Regions from separate parts of the Homo sapiens genome. Here regions 1, 2 and 3 are each linked to region 4. The links are chromatin contacts, found by Hi-C or POLR2A ChIA-PET in ENCODE. All regions are on one chromosome and are shown on one strand. The core of a region is the stretch at or near the end of the contact, and the rest is flanking DNA. Distances in the headings are between cores, read along the strand shown. Region 1 holds the start of GAS6-DT (GAS6 divergent transcript). Region 2 overlaps GAS6 (growth arrest specific 6). Region 3 holds the start of GAS6-AS1 (GAS6 antisense RNA 1). Region 4 holds the start of SWINGN (SWI/SNF complex interacting GAS6 enhancer non-coding RNA).

Region 1 (3,366 bases), core at 438-2,937, 65 kb after region 4:
ACAGGCAGAGGCTAGAGATGCTCATTCCTAAAGGGATCAAATAATTCTGAGAATGGCAAGAACTCCATTAACTCTCTTCTCCAAAACTACAAAAATGTGCAGAAAATACGAACAATTTTTAGGAGCTTACACTCTTTGAAGTTTATCCATGGGCTGCTGGAACCCTTAGGAAATAATAGCTAGAAGTGCCTCAGACACTGCCTGGCACACAGCAGGTGCTCAATGAATTACACTGCCTGGCACATAGTAGGTGCTCAATGAATTGTCTGATGAAGTGATTAAGGAGCCTTGTAAATACTGATTAAAACATGTATCACCCCATCCAATTTTTCAAACCAGTGCTTCTCAAGAACAAGCAGGAAAATTAATGTAATATTGTTTTGAAGTAGCCGTGGTGGTTTCGGGGCAGAAGCCCAGGGGTACTCCTTACTCCGCCTGCTCCAGTAACTAGCTGACATGGAAGTGCCTCGTCATTCTGGTTCAGACACAGGTGCAGATAGATGACTTCTCTATCCCACTTTAATTCTCCTTGAAGATCATTCCCAGGGACATTCATTTGCTTAAATTAACATGCTCGGCCAGGCGCGGTGGCTCACACCTGTAATCCCAGCACTTTGGGAGGCCCAGGCGGGCGGATCACGAGGTCAGGAGATTGAGATCATCCTGGCTAACACGGTGAAACCCCGTCTCTACTAAAAATAAAAAAAATCAGCCGGGCGTGGTGGCGGGCGCCTGTGGTCCCAGCTACTCGGGAGGCTGAGGCAGGAGAATGGCGTGAACCCGGGAGGCGGAGCTTGCAGTGAGCAGAGATCACGCCACTGCACCCCAGCCTGGGCAACATAGCGAGACTCCGTCTGAAAACAAACAAACAACAACAACAAAAATTCATGCTCATAATCCCACTTTCAAACCAGTGACCTCAAAGATTTCTAGCAGCAATCCTATTCCATTCTTCCAATTACAGAAAGCAAAGAGAAACTGGATCTGGGGATCTAAGCGTTGAGCCTGCTGAGCAGAACGGCCATTCATTTGGGGTGAGGTGCTGACTCACTGCCCCTCTACATTGCATTTTGGGGTGTGGGGATTTCCAGAGCAGGATTCTCCAGAGAGGAGTATCCAAGCTCCCTCCTCCCGCAGCAGGGGGATGCTGGGCTAACTGCCTGGTTCGGTCCCCCGTGAGTGGTCTGCTGTGTTTTGGTTCTGTTTGTTTGTGTGTGTTTTGCCTATGACTTTGCGAAATATTCCAAGACAAGAGCCAGAAAGTCTTGGTCTCTGAAGACAAGCACAATGTTGCTTTCAGCTTAAATATCTACTGGGAAACCTCAAGATTTTTAATGTCATCATTATGAAAAACAGAGATTATAAAAGGAAACCGTCGCATTTCACTCGCTGGCCCCCAGTGGGATTGGATCTGACCTCAGTGTATCTTTTCTTTGGTAGGTTTTAAGTCTTGACAAAATGTGCCTAAGAATGAAGACTCCAAAAAGGATGCAGTAGATTCGGGGGGAGTGGGGGTTGGAAAGAGGCTTAAATCTTCACATGACACCTGGAATATGGTCAAAATGTACCTGCTCAAGTTGAACCAGGTATTGCGTCCTCCTTTTACCCCATCGCTAGTGAAGACAACCACCGCCTGGGGAGACGCTCCTTTTCCGAAACACTCGAGTCCCGCCGCGTCCCGGACGCTCCGCTTTCCCCGCGCCCGGATCCTCCCGGGAACCCGCGCCCCGCCCGCGCGCTGGTCCCGCCCCCGCCGCCTCCCCGCGCGCAGCCGCCCGAACACGCCCAGACCGAGCGCTTGAGGTGCCGCAGCCGCCGCCGCCGCCGCCGCCGCGATGTGACCTTCAGGGCCGCCAGGACGGGATGACCGGAGCCTCCGCCCCGCGGCGCCCGCGGCTCGCCTCGGCCTCCCGGGCGCTCTGACCGCGCGTCCCCGGCCCGCCATGGCCCCTTCGCTCTCGCCCGGGCCCGCCGCCCTGCGCCGCGCGCCGCAGCTGCTGCTGCTGCTGCTGGCCGCGGAGTGCGCGCTTGGTGAGTCCCGCGGGCCCGAGACCCCGTCCCCGGGCGGCGGGAGGAGGCTCCGGGCGCGGCTTGACGCGTCCCCCTCTCTCCCTCCGGGCAGCCGCGCTGTTGCCGGCGCGCGAGGCCACGCAGTTCCTGCGGCCCAGGCAGCGCCGCGCCTTTCAGGTCTTCGAGGAGGCCAAGCAGGGCCACCTGGAGAGGGAGTGCGTGGAGGAGCTGTGCAGCCGCGAGGAGGCGCGGGAGGTGTTCGAGAACGACCCCGAGACGGTGAGCAGCCGGCGGGCGGGATGCGGGGGAACCCCTGGCGCCCGCGCGCCTCCAACCGCTCCCGAGAGGCAGCGCTGCTGCCGCCCCCCAGCTCCGCGCGGCGAGGCCTGGCCTCAGGGTCCCAGGAGCCCCGGCCCGCCCCGCGTCCCCCACGCCCATCCCCCGGCGACCCCGGGATCCCCGCGCAGGCCGGTGAGACGCTGCGGGGCTGTCCGGGAAACGCTCGCTGTCAGACGCCTCCCCGCGGGGAAGCCGGGAGTCCGTTTCCAAAGTGCGAGAGAAACACAATGGTTAAAACCCAAACCGCTTCCCCGCGGCCCTCCCTCTGCTGGGCTGGAGGTGAGGAACCCCCGGGCCGCGCCTCGTCCTCCTGAGAGGGGTGGAGAGCAGTCCCCTCCCGAAAGAGGAATTGAAAGGGCCGAGGGCGGGAACTGCTTGCGGCAGCAGGTCCAAAAATAAGATTCCAGGAATCGAGCGGGGCCGCATGCGGGAGGGGAGGGCGGCTCCGCGGCCCCGTTCTGCCAGGTGCTCTCCTGGAGGCAGCGGGTGCTTTCAGGAGCCCGACGGTGCTGGCCCCGGCACCTCGGTTAGGAATGTCCTTGGAGAAGGCGGGGCGCCCGGGGCCGCCTCCCGCAGGAGCCGCCGTGTGAGGACGGCCTGGCCACTCTATCCTGCGGGCTCGGGAGCGGGTGACTTTGGAAAGTCCGAGAAGGTGTGGATTCCCGTTGACGTCCCTCCCGCCCTGAAGTCAGGGTGATTTCATAGCGAAGTTTTCCGTTCTGCTGGAATGTTCCTTTTAAAGAATTCTCCTGGGGTGGAATAAATGTCACCCGGGATGAAAGAGTGGTTCTGGATGAACCATGGAGGCCTGTTTCCGCTTACATTTCTAGTGGTTGACTTGACCCCTCTTAGATCTGCCTTTCTGAAAGCTCTGAGGCTGTCAGATGGCCACTGTGCACTTGTGGACATAGCTCATCCCTGCAGAGATGACGCACCTGGGGCTGTTGCCCGGGGGCTGCCCACAGCCCCACAGGCCCGTGCCCTCCTTCAGCTCAGCCTAGCTTGGTCGCTCTCCCC
Region 2 (3,646 bases), core at 789-3,288, 92 kb after region 4:
GGCCGGGGGGAGATTTCACCTCTGACCGTCCTTCAGTGTAGACCTGTGGTGTCAGTGAAGACCCTGGAGGAAGAATAGCTCCAGGGCCTGGTGGAGACCCATAGTGGAGAGCCCAGCAGGCCAGCCTGTCCCCTTTGGCAAATCCTACCCCACAGGTGGCCTGGGAGGGCTTTGCTAAGGAGTGGCCAGCTCTGGCCTGGCCTTGTCTGTCCTCGGCACCCAGAGGTCACTCCTGGCCTGCAGCCTCCTCCTGCAAGCACATGGGCATCCAGGGAGCTGAGCCCTGTGGGCTGTGACTGCCAGCAGCTCCCCAGGCTGAGACCGCAGCTGGGGATCCCCCATGCCCTCCCACCATCTACCTCCACACGCAAGGCCAGGACCAGGGGCCATGAAACGCTAGGGCTGCTGAGTGGGGTGTGAGGTCCAAGCCCTGGGGTCCCTCTCTGCTCCAGGGCTGGGCTGTGCACCTCTAGGATCTCTCTCTGCTCGGGGGCTGGGCTGTGCACTCCCAGGCTCTCTCCCTGCTCCAGGGCTGGGCTGTGCACACCCGCGGTCCCTTCCTCCTGCTCCAGTGCTGGGCTGTGCACCCCCCCGGCTCCTTCCCTGCTCCAGTGCTGGGCTGTGCACCCCCGGGCTCCCTCCCTGCTCCAGGGCTGGGCTGTGCACCCCCGGGGTCCCTTCCTCCTGCTGCGGGGCTGGGCTGTGCACCCCCGGGCTCCCTCCCTGCTCCAGGGCTGGGCTGTGCACCCCCGGGGTCCCTTCCTCCTGCTCCGGGGCTGGGCTGTGCACCCCCGGGCTCCCTCCCTGCTCCAGGGCTGGGCTGTGCACCCCCGGGGTCCCCTCCTCCTGCTCCGGGGCTGGGCTGTGCACCCCTGGGCTCCCTCCCTGCTCCAGGGCTGGGCTGTGCACCCCCGGGGTCCCTTCCTCCTGCTCCGGGGCTAGGCTGTGACCCCTGGTCTCCCTCCCTGCTCCAGGGCTGGGCTGTGCACCTTTGGGATCTCTCTCTGCTCCAGGGCTGGGCTGTGCACCTCTGGGCTCCCTCCCTGCTCCAGGGCTGGGCTGTGCACCTCTGGGATCTCTTCCTACCGTAGCCAGGGGCTGTGCACCCTTGGGCTCCCCTTCAGGCCTGTGCTTGTTCCCAGATGTCAACGAATGCAGCCAGGAGAACGGGGGCTGCCTCCAGATCTGCCACAACAAGCCGGGTAGCTTCCACTGTTCCTGCCACAGCGGCTTCGAGCTCTCCTCTGATGGCAGGACCTGCCAAGGTAAGGCCCTGGGGTGAGGCCTCTCTCCTCTCTCCTCTCCCCACCTTCTATTTTCGGTCATGTCTGCTCTTCTGCAAGCGGCTGCTGCTGGCTGGGTTCCTGTGGTTCTGGATGGGATGGGGCATCCTGCAGAGACTACACAAGCCCAGGCCAGCCGCAGCACAGGGAGCTGCTCGGCACCACACCAGGATGACTCACCCGGCATCTGAGGGCCAGGACTCAGGGGGCCGGCCCAGCCCATGAGGCCACACTGCTGGCTGTAGGGCCTCGTCCATTCCCCAGAGCCTCACAGAGCCTGGAAGTGCTCCAGGCACTTGTGTAGTGAGCTTGTGGGTCAGGGCTCCAGGCTAGGGTCCCCCCGCCGTCCACTCTCCCCAGCATCCCCAGAAGCACCCCGTTGTTGGTCTCCCTCTGTCCACTAAATATAGCCCTGCCCTCCCCACTTCCTTTCATATTTCAGTCTGGGGTTCCCTCAGCCCAGGGCCAGAGCTGGGGAGCCCCAGGACACCCCAGAAAGTCACTGTGAATGTGCGCGCCCCCGACGCTGTTCCAGGTGCTGCTGCTGCCACTGGCCCTTTGCCACTTTGCAGGGGGAGCACCTTCCTCCTCCCTCCCCACGTTGTATCTGGACATGCCCAGGCGTGTCCCTGAGAGTTTCTGGCATAGTTCTTAGCGCTGCTGCTGACTGTCCAGGACACCGAACTGCGTGGACAGGACAGACAGTTGCTCAGGGAGAAACAGCCCCAGGATCTGGAGAGTGAATCTGACCAGACAGGAGGGGCCACACCCCATCCCCCGATTTCAAAAGGCAGCTGCTATTTCTGTCCACTTTGGTGGTTCCCTTCCCTGACCACCCAGGAGTTAGCCCTGTGTGCAGATGACGTGATTCCCATCTTAACACATAAACCCATTTCCCCGCCGAGGACAGAGCCCCTCCCATCACTGCTCTATCCCTGACCTGGAAGACAGCAGCACCCCAGGTTTAAAGAGAGGTGAAGACTAGGCCGATCCTGAGAGATGACGTCTAAAGCATCTCCCGTGGGTCCCTGCACCAGTCGGGCACTCCCGGCAAAGTCTAGGCTCACAGTTACTGCCCACAGTGACAGAGGCATTCCCGTCCTCTCCTCCTCCTCCCCATCTTCCTCTTCCTCCCCACCATTCCCCCTCCTCCTTTCCCCACTCCCCCTCCTCCTCTCCCCACTCCCCCTCCTCCTCCCCCCCACTCCCCCTCCTCCTCCCCATCTTCCTCCTCCTCCTCATCTTCCTCCTCCTCTTTCTTCTCCTCCTCCCCCCACTCCCCCTCTTCCTCCCCATCTTCTTCCTCCCCCTCCTCCTCCTCATTCCCCTCTTCTTCCTCCTCATTCCCCTCTTCTTCCTCCTCATTCCCCCTCCTCTTTTTCCCCCTCCTCCTCCCCCATCCTTATTTCCCCTCTCCTCCTCCTCCCCCACCCCTCCCCACCCCCTCCCTCACCCCTCCCCACCCCCTCCCTCACCCCTCCCCACCCCCTCCCTCACCTCCTCCCCCACCCCTCCCTCACCTTCTCCTCTTCCTCCCTGCTTCTCCTCCTCCTCCCCCTCCGTCGTCCTCCCCCTCCGTCCTCCTCCCCCTCCGTCCTCCTCCTTCCCTTCCCCATTCTCCTCCCCCTCCCCCTCCTCCTCCCCCTCCTCCTCCTCCCCCTCCTCCCCCTCCTCTCCATCCTCTCCCTACCCCCTCCTCCTCCCCTCCTCCCCTCCCCCTCCTCTTCTCCCCCTCCCCTTCTCCCCCTCCCCCTTCTCCCCCTCCCCCTTCTCCCCCTCCTCCTCCTCCTCTTCCTCCTTCCCCTCCCCCCTTCCTCCTCCCACTCCTACTCCCCCTTCTCCTCCCCCACCTTTCTCCGTGCCCCTGCCTTTGCTCTCCTCTGGTGACTAAAGGGCTCTTCATTTCAGGGTTGCCCCTCCTACCCCAGGGTGCTTGGCCGTAAACAGCATCTGTCCCACATTAGATGCTCAAGTCTTAGGATTGTGGTTTAACCCGGTAGTGAAAATTGATTGAAACCAGTAAATGCTTCTCTTTGGGGTTGGGGTTTTAGTTTCAAATGCCCCCGGGGGGTTACTTTTTACGGCCCCGTGTCCTGTAGCACCGTCATTTAAATGGAACAGCACAGCGTGCACCGCCGCCCCCCACCCCTCCACCAAGCAGGGCCCTTCCCAGCTCTCCACCTGCTGGGCTGAAGTCAGCCTTCCCAGCCGGGCCTTGATCAGAAGCGTGCACCAACACCCCGGGAGCTGCCCGGTCAGGGGAGGAGGGCAGGGAAATGGGGCCAGGGCGCGCTGGCCCCACAGAGTCTGGATGCGACCTCTGGGTGGTGCCCTGGCCAGTCCCTGCAGCCGCCTGCCCCAGC
Region 3 (3,511 bases), core at 1-2,500, 110 kb after region 4:
GGGTCAAGGACTCCACGAGGGGAGAGGGGGAGGGTCCGCTCCATGGTGCCCTTGTTTCAAGCACGTTTTCTGCTTACTGAATTCCATCAGTTAAAAGGTCTAGGAAACAGAAAAGGAAGTGGCGCGTGTCGCCGTCTGAGGATCTGCTGACGGGCCCCGGCCTCGTGGAATCCTCTTCTGCCTCTGTGGGTCTCCAGAGTTTCGGAGGCATCTCTGCTCCCACCGCGGGGTCTGGTGGCCACGGGGTCCCCAAGTCTGCAGGAGGAGCTGCTCTGTGTGGCGAGGGTGATGACCATGGCTCTTGTTCACTGAGCAGGGCCGGTGGCCAGCACTGTCCAAGTCACCAGTGCAGCCCCATAAGGCCATCTTCACAACATCCTTGGGGCCCGTTTCTCCCACTCCCGTTTCCATGGAGATGTGATTCACACAGCAATAGCCACGCCTCATGAGTGCAGAGCATGGGTCGGTGGTCAGTCCATCCACGGGGCCGTCCACCCATCACTGCCATCTGGCTCCCGGACACTCCTCTTCCCACAAGAACTCGTGTCCCTGACCAGTGACTGCACCTCTCCCCATCCAGAACACGCTTAGAACACACTTGCCTCCCCGAAAAGAACTCGTATCCCTGACCAGTGACTGCACCTCTCCCCATCCAGAACACGCTGCAAACACGCTTGCCTCCCCGAAAAGAACTCGTGTCCCTGACCAGTAACTGCACCTCTCCCCATCCAGAACACGCTGCAAACACGCTTGCCTCCCCGAAAAGAACCCGTGTCCCTGAGCAGTGACTGCATCTCTCCCCATACAGAACACGCTGCGAACACGCTTGCCTCCCCGAAAAGAACCCGTGTCCCTGAGCAGTGACTGCACCTCCTTTCCCAGTCGGCTTCTGTCTGTGGACACGCCTTCTCTGGACACTGCATATAAACAGAACACAGTCTTCATGTCTGGTGTCCTTCCCTGAGCACTGTGTGTTACAGCCTCAGCACCCGTTAGAGCTTCCTTCCTCTCCGTGGCCGGGTGACCCGCGTGTGGATGGGCCACGTCCTCTCCCTCTCTGTGGCTGGGTGAGACCCGCGTGTGGATGGACCACTGTAGTATTCTGTTTTCACACTGCTAATAAGGACATACCCGAGACTGGGAAAAAAAGAGGTTTAACGGGACTTACAATTGCACATGGTTGGGGAGGCCTCAGAATCACGGTGGGAGGCAAAAGGCACTTCTTACACGGCAGGAGCAAGAGAAAATGAGGAAGAAGCAAAAGCGGAAATCCTGATCAACCAGTCAGATCTCGTGAGACTTACTCACTATCACGAGAATAGCACGGGAAAGACCAGCCACCATGATTCAATTACCTCCCGCTGGGTCCCTCCCACAACGCGCAGGAATTCTGGGAAATACAATTCAAGTTGAGATTTGGGTGGGGACACAGCAAAACCATATCACCCATGTCCCTTCCTCTCTCCGTGGCCGGTGACCCCATGTGGACGGACCGTCACCCATGTCCCTTCCTCTCTCCGTGGCCGGTGACCCCACGTGGACGGACCGTCACCCATGTCCCTTCCTCTCTCCGTGGCCGGTGACCCCACGTGGACGGACCGTCACCCATGTCCCTTCCTCTCTTTGTGGCCGTTGGCCCCATGTGGACGGACTGTGTCCCTCCCCCACTCAGTAGTTGCCTCTGCTTGGGAGCTCTTGTGAGCAGTGCTGCTGTGTGAAATGTAGAAACTGAGGCAGGAGGAGACTCCCTGTAACCCAAGGTCCCAAGCTAATAAGGTGGGGCCAGTCTCAACGGACCCCTGCCCAGGGCAATGCTCTGACCCTGCCCTCCTCAGTCACAACCTGCAGCTACACTAGGCCCCCACCTCTGAGCTGCAGGAGAAGCCTGTCTCCTGTGCTGTCCCAGTGAGGCAGGGAGTGCAGGTGGGGCCACAGCACCCCAAACCCCCCAGCACCCCCTGCCCCGGGGCCACAGCACCCCCAAACCCCCCAGCACCCCCTGCCCCACCATCCCCTCCACCCCATCTCCCGCGGCCTCCAGGGTCTCACTGACCTCGGCTGTGCATGGGAACCAAGTGAGGGCGGGATTGGGAGCCCATCCCTGCAGAGGAGGCTGGGATCAGAAGGCCCCAGCGGAGCCCAGAGAGGGGGTTCATCAGACCGTGACTCAGGCTGGCAGAGCTTGGTGGCCCCAGACAGGATCCGTCCACATGAGACAGGTGCACCTCGAGAGCAGCCGCCGCCCACACTGCAGGCCAGGCATTGGCCGGAGCCCTGCGCCAGGTGGGAGCTGCCCTGGGACCTGGGGGACCCTCCAGCCACCACGAACCTTGAGTCAAATTGTTCACATTCTTTGTGGCTGGGATAAAGGATAAGGACATTTTTGTGGCAAGAACAAAACTGTTGACCTTGGAGTTGAATATTTTTGAACAGCTTTTGACTCTAGACAAGATTAAAAGTCGGGAAAGATCGATGTTGTGTTTGGGGGAAGCTGGTGAGTGCAGCCTCGGGGAAGCACTCTGATGCCCCCACACCGCACCCTGCGACCGAGGGCTGACATGAGGGGAAGGAGGGTTATTCCTGTGACTTTGCTGGCCAGAGCTCCAGGGGGCATAGACTCCCTGCCCAGACCTGCAGTTCAGCTTCTCTGCTGTTCGCACCCCTAGGACACCAAGAGGTGCTGGTGCCTGCACCAGGCAGCTTCGGGGGCACAGCCCGAGCTCCAGGGTGCCCAGGAACCGCCCACACAAGACCACGGCACCATCGGCGCCCATAGAGCCTTCCCTGAGGTAAAGTGAGAGCCCTGGGGACTCGGGAAATCCGTGGCACACTTTTCTTCCCCCACAGGCGCTCGTGAGTGCATCTCCCGGCGCTCCAGAAACCTCTTGGTCTCTGCTGCTTGTTCAGCTTCTTACTCGGAGCCAGGCACCCACAGCCCTGGAGGAACTGGGCGGTGATTTCCAGACAGGACGCCGCACCTCCGGCTCGTGCCCGACCTCCCGGACTGGTTCAAGGCCAGTCAGCCCTGAGAGGCCAAGACCACATTCTCCTGGACAGCAAGCTTGTGAGGCTGGATTTTATAAGATAAAAATGACAAGCAGTGGCGGGTTCACAGACCAGAGCTGGCTGCAGGCCTTTCAGAGGCCCGTTAGGGCCCCTGGGCCCAGCCAGCCACCGTTCATGTGTGGATGTGCGCTGTGGGCCTTCTGCCCAGGAGCGCTGGACACAGGATGAGACCCTCCGTCGGGCAGAGGGAGGCTCCCGGGCAGCGGAGGGGGCAGAGGCTGTGTGAGACCCTCCATCGGACAGAGGGAGGCTCCCGGGCAGCAGAGGGGGCAGGAGGCTGTGTCTGCACGAGTGTGGCTCCCCTCCACCTTATCTTTTTTCTCCCAGATCCAGGACTGGGCAGGGGAGAAAGTCCCCGCTCCACCTCCCAGGTGGGCACTGTTCCGTGAAGTAAGCTGGAGACCTCAGACCCACACGGGAGAAGAGCGGTACTTGTTTATCGTAG
Region 4 (3,688 bases), core at 729-3,228:
CTTTCTGTGGAGGCCCCAGCCTGGCCCTGGAGGCCGTGACCCACCCCGCCTCTTGCCTGAGGTCAGCCCAAGAGACCTTCCTGTCTTCGGCCTGGAGAAGGAGCGGCCGCCAGGACCACCCGGGCCTCAGCTCCCTGGGAGGGCCCCTGGAGGACCGGGGCTGCTAAAGTCCACGGGCATCACCGCATCTAATCCAGGCCCTTTGATGTGGGTGATGTTGATACTCCCACTTTACAGGTGGGGAAACCAAGGCTTCAGCTTCCGTGGCCAGGGGATGAATGGGAGTGTGGTCTGGATGGTGGCTCCTGGACCGGAAGCATGATGGGAGCCATGAGGAATGCAGGTTCTTGGGTCCTTCCAGCTCTGCTGGATTGGATGCTCGTGGGGGCTCAGGGTCAACACAACCCCCCAGGACTCTGACCTGGGAAGTGGAGCAGCCTGATTTGGAGGCGAGGACACACCAGGAGGCACCTTGCCCTGTGGCCACTGCACTGAGGCTTGAGAGATCACTAGAGACAGCTCAGCCTCAGTGCTCCCGCGCCCCCGCCTCGGTGCTCCTGCGCCCCCGCCTCGGTGCTCCTGCGCCCCCGCCTCGGTGCTCCTGCGCCCCCACCTCGGTGCTCCTCCACTCCCACCCCGGTGCTCCTTCCACCTCTGCCTCACCCGATGGACTGTGCCTTTGCGTTTCTTGTGCACAAATCCTGCTGAAGTCTGGGCAGCTGTGTGTTTGATGATGGGCTTGTAGGAGAGAAGCATCTGGACTGCGCCGTGCAGATGGCGCTTCTCTCCAGGCACAGTCACATTCCTGGGAGGTTCCTGGAGGCCTCCGAGCCTCGTGCAGACCCAAGGCTGCCTCACCACCATGGCCACAGCCCAGTGCTGGCTGCCGGGCATCAAATCTGCAGAAATGCACGTGGCATAAAAGCACCAGAGACATCCGTCCAGAGCCGAGGGCTCCTCCCTGGCCCAACATTTTGTCCACGTAAGTCCACTTTTTGGCTGCTGCTCCCAGGCCTGGCAAGAACGCAGATCCCCACAGCCTCCTGCTCCCTGGCAGCCTGAGGACAGTGTCGTAGGCCTGGGATCCTCGGGCAGAACTGAATGCAGCTTTTCCATTGGAGGGCGCTGGGCCCACATGGCAATCACAGGTATGGCAGATGAACTCACGGGATGCTCCGGGACTCCAGGGGCCTCAGGAGAAAGGCCCACTGGCAGCGGGTTGCCCAGGGCTCCAGAGGGGGGCTCCAATGTGAACCAGTTGCTTGTGGCACAGCGGGTCACCCAGGATGGCCCTGCGTGGTCAGTGATAACAGGCAGTCACTCACAGCGCGACTTCACCCATGGTCACTCCCGGTGACCAGCACTGCACAGCCTGGGCTTTCGTCCCACATGGCACCTCCCTGTCCAGCCTTGGCCCAAGTGCCTGGGAAACAGACAGGGCACCGTGTGCCTGAACACACTCGGACAGTCGAGGCCCCCAGGAGAAGCAACAGGCAATGACTCGGTCCCCAAGAAGCTGAGCCTGTCCTTGCTGGGGTCTGTCATCTCCTCTTAGCCCCGCCAGGCTCCTGAAGCTGCCACATGTGCAGCGGGAGGTGGGTGGTTTGGGAGCAGAGCGAGGCTCTGGATGGACGGGCTTTACCACCAGCAGCCACCACCACCTGCTCTGCAGGGCCTGGGCCAGCCCTGAGGAGGTGGCAGACGGAAGGAGGGGCAGCACTGCCTCAGGTCTCCTTTACTGTCTTCCAGACATCAGCTCAGGGAGAGTAGGCATGTAGCACTGAGAAACAGGGTTGCTCCCCATGGCTGCCTCTGCTTCCCTGCCGCACAGTGTCTGTACACGGCCTGGGGACCTGCGAGGCCAGACCGCAGGGCAGGGGCCCACGGCTGTGCCAGCTTCTCTCCCAGGCCGTGGCGGTTATTACCTCCTGACTTGGCAGAGCATCCGGCTACTGGAGCCCATTGGTTCCGGCCAGTGCAGTCAGGACTTAGCTTCCCAGCTGTGATCTAAATCCCAGCCTCCCAAAGGCACAGCGCCTAAGTTCTCCCCTGCCAAGCTCACAGCCTTCTCCTTGGCAGGCTGCCCTTTCTCCTGCTGGACCAAACCAAGGAGCACGGTGACCCAGGGACACCACACTCGGTGTCAGCCTCTGAGGCCATGGAGCCACGCAGACCCAGCACAGGATTAGAAACAGACCTTCCCGGGAGGCAGAGAGCCAGGCCTCCTGGTTTATAGCATGACAAGGCAGCACTCAGGAGGACGCATCAATCCTTCTCCATGTCAGCACCTGTGACTGTGACCACTGGTGAGGTGGACATGCTTCTTTTTCCATTTTACAGATGAGGAAACTGAGGCCAAGGGAGGGTCAGCAGCCTGCCCTGGGCTGACTGGTGATGCAGCGAGGGTGGGGTGTGGGAGGGTGGCGGCGGCCCTTGCAGTCCCTGGGAACCTGCACCTCTTCCTGGGCGCTGTTCCCCTCTCTCTCCCAGGACCCTTGGGCCTGGCGTTTCTTCACCTGCGACCATCCAGGAGCTGGACCTGCCCTAGGGCGTCAGTTTCCAGGGAAGCCTCTGGCCTGTGTGTGAGCCTCCCCACCTGCCCGGCCACGGCCTCCACAGGCGCCCTGCGCAGCCCCGCCCCTCCTGGGGCAAAGGCTTTGCGAAGACTTTCTTCTCTGGCTCATCCCTTTAAGGAGGCATAAAAACGAACCCCGGGCCTCACAGGTCCGGAATGCGCCCCCCTCCACGATGGGAGCTTCTTGGCCTTGGCTGTGCAGGGGCCGCGGCTCCTGGGGGTCTGGCCGGATCTGCAGTAGTGCTGAATGAGCTGTGGCCAGGAAGACGCAATGAATAATTGTCACTTAAAAGGATAAACAGAAATTCCATTTCCCTTTTAAATACTTGAACATTTCAAAACATCTGGAGGACGCGATGCTTTTCCTTCCAAGCATCTCCGTGGAGTTTTGTGGGTTACCGCAGAGGATCGGCAGCATTCCTCTCTCAGGGAAAACTGGCCTGAGCATTGCATAACGCAGGCAGACTGCACCCCTCACGTCGCCTGGGGCCACATGCACATGTTTCCAAGAGACTTGCTGGAGAATCTTCCCCGGATCTTGACAAAGTTGGACATGGAAAGCACGTTGGTCCATCCAAGGTCCACAGAGCGACCCTGGCTATGAAAAATCATCCTCCGAGTGGGAGTCTGTCTGCCAGGAGTGAGGTGACACCGCACATGGCCTCAGGAGCTGGAAACGCTGGTGAATTCAGATGCAGCCAAAGCTTCTAACTTAGTCACAGTTATTAATTATTCTTGGTCTTATTGGAGCAGGAACCACTGCCATGCATCAGGCCAGCAAGGCTCACTCCCCACCGTAGGATCCCTGTGTAGACGGTCGCTCCATCAGTGTAGTTGGGTGTGTGGAGCAAGGGACTGGGCTGACCCTACCTTCCAAGCATCGATGTGGCCTTCAGCAGAGCAGGAGGAGATAGCCCAGGACTTGTACTTTGCAGTTGAAGTGCCAGACCTAAGAAATGCAAACCTGAGGATGGAAAGAGGGTGGAGAGGGGGGAGGTGTCTGGATTGGCCGTCCAGAGCAGCCCCAGCTGCAGCAAGTGGAACTTGGCTGGCTGCCTCACAGGCCTGGTGGCAGCGTCCCCAGCGAGGAGCCTGTCCCACATATGAAGGTCC

The links. Hi-C counts contacts between places; a loop is a spot of excess contacts on that map. ChIA-PET counts read pairs that join two places held with the same protein, here RNA polymerase II (POLR2A). Pooled maps may share reads with other maps.
Region 1: a loop to region 4 is called in a map of IMR-90, with 7 times the contacts of the local background. The contact joins the promoter of GAS6-DT here to the promoter of SWINGN in region 4. A Hi-C loop is called at or near these places in 12 of 168 maps with a recorded cell type or tissue (CD8-positive, alpha-beta T cell, IMR-90, aorta and 7 more), 1 of 37 single-sample maps with no recorded cell type and 14 of 50 pooled maps. POLR2A ChIA-PET finds 5 or more read pairs at or near these places in 3 of 52 experiments (AG04450, PC-9 and activated T-cell).
Region 2: a loop to region 4 is called in a map of gastrocnemius medialis, with 2.3 times the contacts of the local background. The contact joins the enhancer-like site here to the promoter of SWINGN in region 4. A Hi-C loop is called at or near these places in 5 of 168 maps with a recorded cell type or tissue (K562, gastrocnemius medialis, pancreas and 1 more) and 9 of 50 pooled maps. POLR2A ChIA-PET finds 5 or more read pairs at or near these places in 6 of 52 experiments (AG04449, AG04450, BJ and 3 more).
Region 3: a map of mucosa of descending colon shows a loop between it and region 4 (2.4-fold over the local background). The contact joins the promoter of GAS6-AS1 here to the promoter of SWINGN in region 4. A Hi-C loop is called at or near these places in 10 of 168 maps with a recorded cell type or tissue (K562, gastrocnemius medialis, head of caudate nucleus and 6 more), 1 of 37 single-sample maps with no recorded cell type and 10 of 50 pooled maps. POLR2A ChIA-PET finds 5 or more read pairs at or near these places in 4 of 52 experiments (AG04449, AG04450, Panc1 and 1 more).

The regions. Positions count from the first base shown.
Region 1 is chr13:113,862,498-113,865,863 of GRCh38, reverse strand. It overlaps GAS6-DT (GAS6 divergent transcript), which reads right to left and starts at 1,687. Exons shown (of 2, transcript NR_044993.1): 1 at 1,569-1,687; 2 at 1-854. It overlaps GAS6 (growth arrest specific 6), which reads left to right and starts at 1,788. Exons shown (of 15, transcript NM_000820.4): 1 at 1,788-2,031; 2 at 2,123-2,289. The coding sequence starts at 1,944. RefSeq lists silencers at 2,095-2,154, 2,175-2,234, 2,715-2,764 and an enhancer at 1,783-2,374.
Region 2 is chr13:113,835,688-113,839,333 of GRCh38, reverse strand. It overlaps GAS6 (growth arrest specific 6), which reads left to right. Exons shown (of 15, transcript NM_000820.4): 6 at 1,143-1,265. GAS6-AS1 (GAS6 antisense RNA 1) reads right to left here. Exons shown (of 5, transcript NR_044995.2): 4 at 1,087-1,257. Among named protein-coding and RNA genes, the nearest start is that of GAS6-AS1, 22 kb to the right of the region's middle. RefSeq lists enhancers at 75-627, 1,283-1,342, 1,182-1,734, 1,843-2,052. Within about 2 kb of position 2,038, at least 30 of the 41 ENCODE cell types and tissues checked have a DNase peak (open chromatin) inside an H3K27ac peak, as active enhancers do; they include PC-3, gastrocnemius medialis and pancreas, where a contact is called at or near this core.
Region 3 is chr13:113,813,349-113,816,859 of GRCh38, reverse strand. GAS6-AS1 (GAS6 antisense RNA 1) reads right to left here and starts at 1,250. Exons shown (of 5, transcript NR_044995.2): 1 at 1,169-1,250. TMEM255B (transmembrane protein 255B) reads right to left here. Exons shown (of 9, transcript NM_182614.4): 9 at 1-3,511. RefSeq lists enhancers at 827-946, 1,007-1,246, 1,297-1,366.
Region 4 is chr13:113,927,281-113,930,968 of GRCh38, reverse strand. SWINGN (SWI/SNF complex interacting GAS6 enhancer non-coding RNA) reads left to right here and starts at 1,978. Exons shown (of 1, transcript NR_047495.1): 1 at 1,978-3,688. It also overlaps a transcript of C13orf46 not described here. RefSeq lists an enhancer at 1-32.